2 separate regions of the Homo sapiens genome follow, and region 2 is linked to region 1. A link is a contact called in ENCODE Hi-C data. All regions are on one chromosome and are shown on one strand. Each heading gives the region's core, a stretch centred on a gene start or an enhancer-like site at or near the end of the contact. The rest is flanking DNA. Distances are from core to core; before and after follow the strand shown.

Region 1 (2,700 bases), core at 13-2,512:
ACAGAAAACAGATGTCTTTCAGAGGACTTGCTGCTAAGTGTAATAGTGAAGATTACTTGCATTACTGCTACTTTCCAATCAATTAAAAAAAAGAAATAGAAAACTTTGTATTACAAAGAGATCACAACACGAACGCATTGTTTAAAGCCTCTCCTTTATCCACTTTTTTGCTTGTCTCCCTAAACCATCTGTGATGCTAGCTGAGACTCGAATTTACATAAGAGCCAGAAACCATCAACCCAACCTCTTCACACACTAACGTCTACATTCAATCTCTTTAAAAAAGACTTAAATTTTGGCTCATGTGGGAGGTGGTGGTAGTGGTGGAGACTTAATAAAAGGTGGTTTTGTCTTCCTGAAGTGGAAATATAGCGCCGTCAACATCTTTTCCCCATCTGCCTGTTTCCTCCTTCCCTTTCTGTTTAAGGAAAGTCTAACCACCGCACTTCTCCCCACCTCCCCGCACCTCCCCCCAGGCAAACGCAAGCAACTGAACCGCCTATGATGTCATAATCACAATCCCATTACCTCATCCTGCTGGGGGGGAGGGGGCGGAGAGAGAAGAGAGGGAGTGAACAGCCCTGGGCTATCCTGAGCTTTACAAAGTGTTCTGGGTGAGGGCAAATTACAGAACCAAGTGGAAACGTCCCCGCAACCATTATAAGTCCTGGGTTTTTAAGGTTCAGGCCGATCCGGCAGCTGCAAGAGGGGCTCCTGGGACTCCGAGCAGGCCCTAATCCGCGCTTGGACCACACTTCCCAGCAGCCTTCACGCCGCGGACGGGTCCTTTGCTGGGGGAAGGGGGATTCCTTCGAAGAGGTGGTCGTGGAGGGCGGGGCAGCAGAGCAGGTGAGGGGCACTGTGGCTAATTGCGTGACGCGGCCCGAACCGAGTGGGAGGCTGCAGTTGGGCCGTTGGAGGGAGGGAGGGCAGGGGCGATGCCTTTGTTTACCTTCTTCCGACATGGCCTCCCCCGCGGGTTTCAAGATGTGCCTCCAACTGGGGCCGTCCACTTTCTGCGATATTTTGGAGGGGGTGACTCGTTAGTGAGGAAACCACCCCCATCCCTAAATCAAAGCGCCAGGCTCGTTCCCAACAGCGCTGTCCGAGAGACACTTTGAGAGAGACACGACACGGAGCTGCGCCCTCCATGGGTGGCTTGGGGGGATTCTGCGAGCCGGAGCTGTCCCCCTACTCTCCTCAGGGACTCGTTGGTTCGCGCCAGCGCCTTTTAAGGGCACCGTGGGGCGAACCGAGCGCTCAGAGCTGCTCCGGCCGCGGCCCTGGGAGCTGGAGGAACCGCGGTAGGTGGTGGAGGGCAGGTGGCGCTGGGGCCTCGGGGCGGGCACCTCAACCGTCCCTCCCTCCTTCCCTCTTTCCCCTCCCCCAGCCCGACCGCCCGCGCGGCCGGGCCTCGCTGGCCGCCTCTGCGGGGAGAGCACGGGACCCGGTGGGGGAGGGGGTGGCGGAGTGCTAAGTCCCAGACCCTCCCCATCCCCTGCGTCCTGAGTTCGCTTCCCGCGGCCAGATGATGGAACCTAGTGGGAAGAGGCGAACGACAGCCCCCCTGAGCGAGCCCTGGCGCACCCCCCCCCCCGCCCCGGGGACCAGCGGACGCCCCATGCCCCACCCCGCGGGGACAGGCAGGGCAACAGAGGGAGAGGTTGAAGATTGGAGGGGCCTAGCCTTTTGCTTCTTCATGGGGGTGGGGGGAGGGGTGTTCCCCACTTGTCACCCCTTTCCCCACCAGAACCATATGGAAGAAGAGCAGGCAGATCTCCACCTACCTGTTCATGCAGCTCCCTGCCTTCCTCATGTTTTTCTTCAGTCTCCCCAGGAGGTGTGGGGCTGGGACCTGAGGGGAAGGTCCCCAAAGGGTTTGTGACTCTCCTCCCTGTTGGCCTGACCTGATCCTACCTTGTCTTGGTACAGCACAACCTCAGCATCCCTGAAACAGGAGTGTCAGGGGTTACTGCCATCCAATAGGAGATGGGGTGGGGGTCTGATCTTTATTTTTGGGGGCTGCTGGTGGAGGGAAAGCCTGGACTGAGAGTTAGGTCTGGTGGGGTTGCTGAGAGGGCCTAGCGGCCTGCTGCTCTGTGAAGGGCTGAGCCCCGTGCCAGTTGTTAAACTGAGAAGTTTTAACTTGTTTAGTGAATATTCAGGGCTGTCTCTACCCTTCAGATACACAAAATGGAAGGGGAAGGAAGGCGGCAAGAGAGGGCTTCTTACACTTTTTTCAATGCCTGCTTGAGAAAGAGGAGGCCCCTCGCGGAGCTGGTTTGCCTTCTTTTGTGTCCTGGTTTGATTCCTTATGGCTTCCGTTCTGTTCCCCCTCGCAGCCTGGCCTGTTTTAGGAAACTCAGGCTGAGAGTATCAGTTGCGTGGTGGTAGTTGCATTGTTCCAATTACCACTGTGTGTGGCCACATCCCAACAATTAAAATGCAGAAAAACACAAATTCACTGTCTTGACTTGATCCTAGAGGTGGCTGGGAGTTTGCTGTTTGTCCAAATGCCTCATGAAAAGCTGGAGAGTTTGCTTCATTCCCTGCTCCTCATAGCTGGTTAGCCTGAGGCCTGGGGTCTCTAGGGTAAAATCCTGCACTTAGGTTCCCTCTCTGGTTGATCTTTGAGGGCAGCAGAGTTAAGAAACCAAGAGCAGAAGTGATATAAGCTTTAGCTTCTCCCGTAAGAATATA
Region 2 (2,810 bases), core at 51-2,550, 1.1 Mb after region 1:
GGCCTCAGGACTGCTGCTCAGTTAGGGGGAGGTGGGGAGGATAGGAGCAGAGTCTCTGGGGAAAATAAAGTGGCAAGAGAGCCGTTTGAGCAGGAAGCACCTGTGAGGCTGTTGCATGGCCCCTCCCCCAGCCCCCAAAGCTCTCTGGGATGGGGATGGGGGATGGGAAAGAAATGCTGAAGTGGTAGGTGAGGCCTGGGCACTGGGGTCCCTCGTCCAGGGCACACCTGCCCAGTGGCAAGTGTCATTTTATTTTTATTTATTTATTTATTTAGAGAGAGTCTCACGCCGTTCGTCGCCCAGGCTGGAGTGCAGTGGTACGATCTCAGCTCACTGCAGCCTCCACCTCCCAGGTTCAAGTGATTCTTCTCCCTCAGCCTCCCAGGTAGCTGGGACTACAGGTATGTGCCACCACACCCGGCTAAAATTTTGTATTTTCAGTAGTGACGGGGTTTCACCATGTTGGCCAGGCTGGTCTCGAACTCCTGAGTTCAGGCGATCGGCCCCGCTCAGCCTCCCAAAGTGCTGGGATTACAGGCGTGAGCCACCGCGCCCGGCCGGCACGTGCCATTTTAAACCACAAGAGCAAGGTAAGAAAAACTGGAGCCCAATATTCAATCACACAAGTACTCCCAGGCCCCCACCTCACAGAGACACTGGCACGCAGGCATGCTCAGCAGGTGTGTGTGTGAAGCCAGACACACGCATACTCACGTGCAGGCGCTCACACGTGTGCACTTGCACCATGTACACATAGCCAAAGCCGCCCCGTCAGGGTTGGGGAGGGAGTCCGGACTCAAGGATGGGCCTGGAAAGGGAGAAGTCTAAGGACAAGTGAGTGATTCCCTGGGGTCTCAAAATACTGAGGAGGTCTCCCAGATTGTCTGCTGTTAGGCAGGCAGATGGGTAAACTGAGGCATGGAATATATGAAAGGCTGCATCTGTGGCTTGATGCCCAGTGGTAGGGATTGGGGATCAAAGGCCGGTGGTGGAATGTGAGGTGGGTGGAGGGGTCTGGCTTGAGAAGGGGTGTGAGCAGGGCAGGGTGACAGTGGTGAAGGACTCACCTGGTAAGCCACAGCTCTGCAGGCATCACAGCGCAGGTGAGCGGGCATGTGGGCTGAGTACATCTCCTCATCATCCAGTTGTGGGGCTGTGGCTGTGAGTGGCGCCCTGTCCCCGAGGCCCCCTGGGATGGCCCAGGCTCCCAGCAGCAGCAGCAGCAGTGGCAGTGACAGCCTCATGGCCCCAGGAGCCAGTTCAGCAAGTGTAGTCTGTGGTTGAGGTGCAGATGTGTGTGTGCTTGTGTGGTGTGGGGACCGCCACAGAACACCTGGCCTAGACCAATGGGGAACTGACACCTCACCCCTCCCATCCTCCTCCCACTCCCTCCTCCAGGGCCCCGAAGATGCCACGTGGGCATTGTCCTCTAGCTGGACCCTGGCTCCAGCCATCTCAGCTCCATTTCACAGATAGGGAGCACTGAGGCAAGGAGAGGGGCTGGGCCTAGGCAGGAACACATAGGGGCCGATACTGCCCACATCCTGTGATCTGGCCAAGTGGCAGGCACTGTGCTGAGTGCCTTGTGGGAAGAGTTGGTTGGCTGCCGTCATCTTTTTTTGTTTCATTGACCTTTCTGAGAAATGAGACTGTCATGTTTATTCTGCCTCTTCCGACACAAAGGCTCAGAGAGAGGTGACAAATCCAAGGCCACATAGCTAGAGGGGCCATGCTGAGAAACCCAAGCCTGATTGACCCCAAGGCTCCCTGGCCACTCAACCACCAGAAGGAATGAGGTGTGGCTGCCAGCCTCCTGGGAGGCAAGTTCAGGGAGACAGGGATGCTACAGTGTTTCCAAGACACACATGGTCTCCTTCCCTAGCCCTGAGGTCCCCTCCACCCAGGCCATACCCAGGCGTGGAAGGGCACTGTGGAGGGTGTTGAGAGGCTGTGGCAGGAAATCAGGCACCTCACACCAGTTATTTCAGCCATGATGGCTCCATGGTCAGTGATTTATTACACACCAGGATGAGGTAAAGACACCTGGGGTGGCCCCAGGGCCCTCCATGCCATCGGAGCTGGCATCTCCAGCTAGAAAATGGCCAGTTGTTCTGATTCGTAGCTCTCCTAGTCAGCTTCCAGTCCAGGGCAGAGGGCAGGGACTGCTAGGGACCTGGGCCCCCTGACAGGCCTGGAACAACGAAGGCATCCATCCCCATCCCTGCCACTGCTTCTCATGGAAACTGTCCTTCCCAAACTCATCACATCACACACCAGGCTGGCAAGGGCCAGCCATTTCCGGTTCAGAACTATATACAGACCCCCACGCACACCACCTCCCACCTCATGCAGACCCCCCTCATCTCCCTCAGAGGCTCCTGGAATCTCAGGGCAACTGAAGTGCAGGCTCTGGGCCCTGTCCCTTGCTGTGACTGGTCTGTAGGGCCAGCCCCTCTCTGGCCATTGTTGCCACATCTGTTACTGGGGAGTGGAACCTGCCAAGAGCTTCAGATCCCTCTGGATACTCCACCAGGGGTATCGCTTCTACTGCTGGCCCTAACCCACCTTCTGGCCACACAGAGGGGTCAAGAGGCTCCTGTGGGACAAGAGCCCAACCCTCCCTCTTCTCAGAGCTTCCTGATGACCATTTCACCTACTCCCGATGTAGGGGGTGGGGGACTGAAGCCCCACCCCTGGCCCAAAAATGAGTCAGCTCAGCTCTGAGGGCCAGGCTCCCCATCTTCCCACCCCAAGTTCCAGGCTAACCCCCAACCCAGGCCCTCCCTGTATTCCTTGCTTTGCCTCCACCT

What was found. A loop is a pair of places that touch in the nucleus more often than their neighbours do. Pooled maps may share reads with other maps.
Region 2: a pooled map shows a loop between it and region 1 (8-fold over the local background). The contact joins the promoter of MZB1 here to the promoter of FAM53C in region 1. A Hi-C loop is called at or near these places in 3 of 37 single-sample maps with no recorded cell type and 5 of 50 pooled maps.

The regions. Positions count from the first base shown.
Region 1 is chr5:138,337,004-138,339,703 of GRCh38, forward strand. FAM53C (family with sequence similarity 53 member C) reads left to right here and starts at 1,263. Exons shown (of 5, transcript NM_016605.3): 1 at 1,263-1,304. LOC100128966 (a long non-coding RNA gene) reads left to right here. Exons shown (of 4, transcript NR_146628.1): 4 at 1-143. It also overlaps a transcript of CDC25C not described here. RefSeq lists enhancers at 413-492, 663-1,142 and silencers at 1,223-1,572, 1,623-1,712.
Region 2 is chr5:139,388,613-139,391,422 of GRCh38, forward strand. It overlaps MZB1 (marginal zone B and B1 cell specific protein), which reads right to left and starts at 1,301. Exons shown (of 4, transcript NM_016459.4): 1 at 1,068-1,301. The coding sequence starts at 1,244. PROB1 (proline rich basic protein 1) reads right to left here. Exons shown (of 1, transcript NM_001161546.2): 1 at 1,980-2,810. RefSeq lists enhancers at 1-533, 534-1,081, 1,058-1,467 and a silencer at 2,438-2,487.